Linked DNA regions of Homo sapiens: all the other regions are linked to region 1. A link is a loop called in an ENCODE intact Hi-C map of the cell type or tissue named here. Cell type or tissue: endothelial cell of umbilical vein. All regions are shown on one strand.

What was found. Peaks named below come from ENCODE experiments on the same cell type or tissue, not always from the same donor. Only the 100,000 strongest peaks of a DNase experiment are listed, where the experiment ranks them.
Region 2: it touches region 1 in a loop (7-fold over the local background); 3 of 110 quality-filtered maps call a loop at or near these places.
Region 3: it touches region 1 in a loop (6-fold over the local background); 4 of 110 quality-filtered maps call a loop at or near these places.

What each region holds. Positions count from the first base shown.
Region 1 is chr9:21,964,184-21,966,683 of GRCh38, reverse strand. No RefSeq gene overlaps it. Among named protein-coding and RNA genes, the nearest start is that of CDKN2A-AS1, 1.7 kb to the left of the region's middle. In endothelial cell of umbilical vein, a CTCF peak has its summit at 979; a DNase peak (open chromatin) is centred at 993; H3K4me3 peaks cover 722 bases; H3K27me3 peaks cover 864 bases.
Region 2 is chr9:21,872,489-21,874,988 of GRCh38, reverse strand. It overlaps a transcript of MTAP not described here. Among named protein-coding and RNA genes, the nearest start is that of MTAP, 71 kb to the right of the region's middle. In endothelial cell of umbilical vein, no CTCF peak of the experiment used is centred here; a DNase peak (open chromatin) is centred at 948; H3K27ac peaks cover 1,490 bases.
Region 3 is chr9:21,831,072-21,833,571 of GRCh38, reverse strand. The region is part of intron 4 of MTAP (methylthioadenosine phosphorylase); the gene reads right to left. Among named protein-coding and RNA genes, the nearest start is that of MTAP, 30 kb to the right of the region's middle. RefSeq lists enhancers at 1-14, 264-1,463, 1,331-1,640. In endothelial cell of umbilical vein, no CTCF peak of the experiment used is centred here; a DNase peak (open chromatin) is centred at 1,331; H3K27ac peaks cover 1,436 bases.

The DNA of each region.
Region 1 (2,500 bases):
ATTTATTACATTATTTATATTTTTATATTTTTATTGTATTATAATAATTTTATAATATTATACTATGATAATATAACAGACTGACTCCTATGGTCTGTCAGTGTGCTCTTCCACTGGCGTGCTCCCTTCCGCTGGGGTGCCCCGCTCCACGTCCAGTTCCTCCGATGAGTTCCTCTGGACATAGAGCCGCTTGTGTGTCTGCCTGCTAGGGTCTCAGGGTTTTCATAGGCAAAGGATGGGGGCGTGGCGGGACAGGGTGGTCTTGGGATATGCAACATTTGGGCGTGAAGGAAGGAGTGCCTGTCCTCACCTAGGTCCAGTGGGCACAGGCCCAGGGGAGGGCCCTTACCAGGGACCCGCCTTTGTCTACCCAACACTTCCCTGCCCCTCTTCTCTATCATTGCGTTTCAGTTACCTTTGCCTTGGTTCAGCACTCACTTGGTTGCTGTAAAACTTTCTTACTGTTTCCCAGAGTTCCCACGAAGTCAATTCTGGCAGCTTTTGCTTATTTTTCTGTGTTTCTATATAGGAATGGGCCCTGCGAGCTCACTACTGTGCCACTTTTGCTATTATCTTTTGTTGTTGTTGTTGTTCAATTTGTTTTGTTTTAGGGCAGGATGGTCAAATGCTTATGATGTGCCAATTTCCTGCCTCCATATATCTCCTGTGCCTGGTACGCAGTGCCCATGCCCGGCATCCTCACTTTCTGGGCATCTGTCTGTCAACATTTCTCTGAAGCTCGCTAGCTCTACCACTCAGCTGTCCCCCTGAAAATTTTCTCCACCTTCCCCCGCAGCTGTAGGAAGCTCACCTTCCTCCTTACCCTTCCTCAACCCCACTCCTGTTCTCTCCCTTTTTCCCCCTTCCACCCCCATTTCCCCGACTTCTGCTGGGGGTGGGAGGGATAACCGATTCACAGACATTCCCCTCCCCCTCGCCGCTTCTCGGGAGATTGCTGGTTCGCAGTCCTACGCTCCACTCGCCAGCAGGCTCCGCTGTGGTGTGAGCACCTCCGGGAGCGCAAAGGCGTCCGCTTTGAGGCACTGGGCCTCGGGCCAGGCAGAGGCTATCTCCGGGACCCTTTTATGGAGATCTGCTGTTAAAGCCCACGCGTGTTTCCCGAGCACACTGAGCACACGCATACTGGGCCTGACGACTCCAGGGAGGGACCTGCTCCGGAACCGCGGACTAGACCCGGGTCCCAGAACTACCCGTGGAGGAGGCCGCAGTAACCTCCGAAGCAGGCTGAGAGACTCGGGTGGGCTTTCTCCAGTGAAAAAAAAGAAGCCAGAGGGGAAGGGTAGATGGAGCAGGAAAGAAGGACGGATTCTAAGCATGGCTGTTCGAGGCCCTGAGGCTGCAGAACTGACTGCGGGACTGCGGTTTGGAGGCGGGGACTTTCCAAAACCACGGACGAAAGAAACCTCCCAACCAACCGATTAAGCACGGGGGCTGTGGAGCAGAAGGGCAATAAAAGGCCCTGCCCACCGAAACCTGTAAAAGTTTCCTTTGTAAGCACGCGTCACGAGCGCGGGTGACGAGGCCCAGGCGCGCCCGGGTGCGGCGACCTCGGAGCCCGCGGGACGGGAGAGCAGCCCTTCCTTTGGCCGGGCCTCCAGCACCAAAACTGGCTGGGATCCTTCCTGGGGCCCACGCCAGTGCCACACCCCAAGTACTCTGGATGCAGGCCAGGTGGGAGGGTCTTCACCTCCACCTCCTTCCAGATCTCACGTGTCTCATTTACGTAATAAAGTTCAGGAAATAGCAGAAAACAACTTTTTTTTTTTTTTTTTTTTTTTTGAGACGGAGTCTTTCTCTGTCGCCCAGGCTGGAGTGCAGTGGTGCGATCTCGGCTCACTGCAACCTCCGCCTCCCGGGTGCAAGCGATTCTCCTGCCTCAGCCTCCTCAGTAGCTGAGATTACAGGCGCCCGCCACAACACCTTTTTAGTAGAGACGGATTTTCACCATTTTGGCCAGGCTGATCTCGAACTCCTGACCTCAAGTGGTCCGCCCTCCTCGACCTCCCAAAGTGTTGGGATTACAGGCCTTAGCCACCGTGCCGGTCCAGAAAAGCACATTTAAAAACTACAGATTGATATCCTTGTTGGGCATTGATGCTAAAATCCTTAACAAAATACTAGCTAACAGAATCCAACAACATATCAAAAAATAATCCACCATGACATGATCAAGTGGGTTTCATACCAGGAATGTAGGGATGATTTAACATATGTGATACACCACGAAAACAGAATTAAAAACAAAACATCACATGATCATCTCAATAGATGCAGAAAAAGCATTTGACAAAATTCAGCATCCTGTTATGATTAAAACTCTCAGCAAAATTGGCATACAAGGGACATACCTTAATGTAATAAAAGCCATCTATGAAAACCCACAGCCAACATAATACTGAATGGGAAAAGTTGAAAGCATTTCCTCTGAAAACTGGAACAAGGATGCCCACTCTCACCACTCCTCTTCAACATAGTACTG
Region 2 (2,500 bases), 92 kb after region 1:
GACATGGATGAAGCTGGAAACCATCATTCCAATAGAAAACCAAACACTGCATGTTCTCACTCATAAGTGGGAGTTGAACAATAAGAACACATGGACACAGGGAGGGGAACATCACATACCGGGGCCTGTCAGGGTGTGGGCTAGGGGAGGGATAGCATTAGGAAAAATACCTAATGTAGATGACGGGTTGATGGTTACAGCAAACTACCACGGCACATGTATACCTCCGTAACAAACCTGCATGTTCTGCACATGTATCCCAGCACTTAAAGTATAATTAAAAAAAAAAAAAAAGAAAAATGATTAAAAAAATAATTTTCACTAGTTTTTCTGGGAACTGAGTCCAGAGTTCTTTTCTGCACAGCGGAAGAAACTACCATCAGCATTAACAGGCAACCTACAGAATGGGTGAAAATTATTTTAAAACAACCAATCAAAGTCTCTGGAAATGGTCCATGAACATACAGCAACTTAAGAAACATTCAAGGACATTTACTAAAAGAGATGGCCTAAAATAAAAGAAACACAAAATATGTATTAACCAATTGCAATGTATAGACTTTACTTGGATCCTGATTTAAATAAACAACATGTAAAACATGGCATTTATAACACATTTGAAATTTTGAATAGTCACTAAATATTTTCTGACATTAAGAAATTTTTATTCTTATCATGGAAATATTCATAGATGAAATCATACATGAGAAATGCTTCAAAATAACGTCGGAGGTGAACAGTCAGTGGGATTATAGAATAAACAGATTGTCTATGAAGTAATTCTTGAAGCCGGGTGGCAGACAGGGGTTCATTATATTGATCTTTGTATTTCTGTATATATTTGAAGTTGACTTTCCTATTACTTACTGCTTTAGCCTTGTAATCTTGATTCCTAAAGGGTGGGAATTCGTAAACTAAAGTGAGGTCAAACAGAGCAGCTAATGAACACATCATCACATTCCGATGTGTGGAGTTTTTAAGACTGAGTCATCTATAAAACTGAGGGCACAGTTTGATAACACTATTTCCTGTTAATCTTCCCTAAATGAAATAATCAAATTTTTTTTATTCCGAAAAAAGTGCTCTGCAACAAAATGATTATTAAACCAAGAACATGTCCTTTTTTCACTTATACACTGAATTCTGAAACCTTTTCATGTTGATATTTATACTTTTTCAAAAATAACTTCCTTAGGAACCATTTAGTACGACTGTTGTTCAACTTCTATAGCTGTTCCTTTTAAATTGCTGATTGAGGTAAAATGAACACTTTTTAGTGGCTGCTGTCTTAGTCCTTTTGGGTGGCTATAACAAAGTATCTTAGACTGAGTAACTTAAAAACAATAAAGTTGTTTCTCACAGTTCTTGGGGTGGGGGGCGGGGGTGGAAGTCCAAGATCAAGGCACCAACAGATTCAGTGTCTGATGAGGGCCCACTCTACTTCATAGATGCCACCTTCTAGACGTGTTCTCACATGGCAGAAGGGGCAAAAGAGCTCCCTCGGGCCTTATTTATAGAGAAACTAATCTCATTCATGAAGGAAACACTATCATGACCTAATCACCCCCAAAGGCTCTACCTCTTGATACTACTGCATTGGAGATTAGATTTCAATATATGGATTTTAGGAGGACACAGAAATTCAGACCAAAGCAGCTGTTCATTAAGTGCAAATCATGTGCCAGGCCCTCAGGAGTGGCATCTAAATTAGTTCACAGTTTATAGACGCCTACAGTCTCAAGAAGACAAACTATAAGATAAAAAACAAAGTAAATAACTGCCAAGACAATAGAATACATTTTATGTAACTTTTTTTTCCAACTTAAAACACAATATTCAGAATTCCAAATCCCTTCCATCCTAGGTACTTTTTCAATTTTATTACATCCTGATTAACTCCCACCTCTGTTAAGGTAATAAGGGGGCATGAATTAGGAAAAGAGGAGAGAATAGGAAGAGGGCTCTAGTAACATCAAGGAACCAATGTATTTGTAAACATTCATTCCCTTGGAAAATGTGGACTTTTGGTGTCTGTCATGCCAGGACACCATGATCCTTACCAGGCATGAACTGTTAGAGAGGACCAGATACCAGACTCACATTCCCTCCCGAGGGAGTGCTCACATTGCCTCTGGGGTTCTTTATCATTAGGACTGCAGTCATAAAGCATGAAAAAGTTGAAAGGTCTGATCTGTCTACAGTTAATTGTTTCTACTTCTCTCTTTTCTCCTCCAATCTGGCACAGAAAAAAAGGGTCATTAATGCTTGCTCTACACCTCACAGAACAGACTGTGTAGTATAGCATTTTCATAATGCAATTTGCTTTTTTCTTCTTTAGCTTGACTATTGGAAGATACTATGCAAAAGGGAAAAATAAGCTTTGATCTTATTTAGGATTGAGCCCATTAGTGATAATAAAATGAGTAAGGTTTGTATATAACACTGATGAGTGACAGTGTATATCTGTAGACAGATGGACATGAGTATCAACCGAATCAAC
Region 3 (2,500 bases), 130 kb after region 1:
TCAAACAGCAGCGTGAATAGGCAGTCATGAGAAAAAATTCTGACAGAAACATCAGACTAAGAAGTGGAACAATTCTGTCTCTATAACCAGAAGGAAGTGAGGCTCACACATGTAATCCCAGCACTTTAGGAGGCCAAGGTGGGTGGAACCCTTGAGTTTAGATGTTCAAGATCAGCCCAGGCAACATAGTGAAACCCTGTCTCTACAAAAACATACAAAAAATTAGCTGGGTATGGTGTCACACCCTTGTAGTCCCAGCTACTTGGGGGGCTGAGGTGGCAAGATCACCTGAGCCTGGGAGGTAAAGGCTGCAGTGAGCTGTGGCGCCACTGTACTCCAGCTTGGGCGAGAGTGAGATCTTGTCTCAAAAAAAAGAGAAGTGAAAACTTATGAATTTGGACCAATATCACTAAGATCCTCCCACTGTTCTGGTATCAAGAGTGCCCCTGAGTGCTTGTGGTGGCATGAAAAAGGAGGAAAACCAATGGATGTTTATATCCCAGTCAAGGAAGGCTGCTCAATAAACAGGTACCATAGTTTCCCCTTATTTTCTATTATATTTCATGAGATCATGCTAAACAATAGCACAAAAATAAAAATCCTCACTCTACATAGGTGGTGACAACAACCTCTTTGGGCCTCAGTTTTCTCACCTTTTGTAAAAGGGAAGGATAAGGTAGATAGAAGATGTCTTCTAGAGCTGTGATAATAAGCAGTGCCAGAAACATAGTAAGGGCCTAAGTTTCTTCAAGTATAAACTGGAATAATGACTGCTGTATGCCGTAAGTGGGATTAACTGATTGTGACACCTAATAGGAACTCAAAAACTGGTAGTGTAGGATTTTTAATAAAAGGATGTATGATGGGAAGTTAATAACACAACTAGGTTATGGAACAGAACGTAAGAATGAACCTCATCCAGGGGAATAGTGGACACCACTTCAAGGACAGCTACAGACAAGAGGATGACAAAGAACAGGGACGCAAGTAACTGGGGAAAGGGAAGGTGAAGGAAGGTGAAGAGTTTATGCTTAAGTTTCTGTCTTCTCTATAAAGGTGGAGGTGACATTCTCAGCTAAAGAGTGAGGGAAATGAGTAAGAAGAAGTAAGAACAGTAAGGGTTAAAAACAGCTTACTATTTTTAGCAATGAGAGAAAGAGCTAAACAAAGGCTTCTTGCGTAACTCTTTACCATAAAACGCTTTCTAGTCATCAAGAGGCAGAAAGAGAATGATCAAATACTTGACATCAGAGCATACTCCCAACCTCAGGGCCCAGACACGGGCCTTTATGCTATGACATAAAGTTCTAGGGGAAGCCCAAGGCAGGGCTGGTCTCTGGGAGAAGGAAACAGACTGACATAACTGATCCCTCAGCACTGTGTTTATAGCGGGACTTTCCTGATGAGTAAGAATGCGTGACAAAAGCAAAGTCGAACCTCTCCCAGTTCTACCAAGAAAATAAGTTGAAGAAATAATCTGAAGAGGGGAGGATACCAGAACTTTTAGGAATCAATTCAACACCCTCATTTAGCAGATGAGGACACTAAGTGACAAAGGAATTTCACGGCACAGCCAGGAAAGAATTCTGGATGTCCTCACTTCTAAGCTGAGATTCTTCCACTGCATTCTTTGAGAAGGCATAACCCAAACACAGGCCTTAGGCACAACAGGCCAATATGTTATTAGCCACATTTTATAGAAACTGTTTAGCACCGGGAATCACACTCTGCTTCCTTTAATATTCAGTTTTTGGTCATATTTTTCTCATTGTAAAAAAAAAAAAAATCAATATCTGCAAAACATTCCTGATAAAGAAGACTATTAAAAAAGAAATCTCATCCTTCTCCTTACTGATATGTTTGCAAGTTTCACCTTGAGATATTTCTGACAGTGATAGCAGTTGAGCAAGTCCTACTCATCTGATCCTTTTCTAAAAAATATGTAGCTGGGTGCAGTGGCTCATGCCTATAATCCCAGCACTTTGGGGAGGCCAAAGCAGGAAGACTGCTTGAGGCCAGGAGTTTGAAACCAGCCTGGGCAACATAGTGAGACCCCATCTCCTTAAAAAAAAAAAATTACCAAGCACAGTGGCAGATTCCTGTAATCCTAGCTACTAGACGGGCTGAGGATTGCTTAAGCCCAGGAGGTAGAGGCTACAGTGAGCTGCGATCAGGCCACTGCACTCTACCCCGGGCAACAGAGAAAGATCCTATCTAAAAAAACAACAAAAAAATACAATGTGGGCATCTTTTCAAATAGTTTATAGATCTAGTTGTTTTTCTTAGATTTGCATAATAAATATGGTGTACTGATTTCCTACAATCATCAGGATTAATGGTAAAGAGAAAGAAGAGCAACTGTAGAAATTGCTGGAATCCCCTGTCCATGTATCTTTAATGGCATGGACAGTTAGTAGTTGGGGGTGAAAGAAAGGCCATATCATCAGTTCTGCCATACATACAAATGAATGTGCAAAGGTATCTAACAAGAACTGGGCTA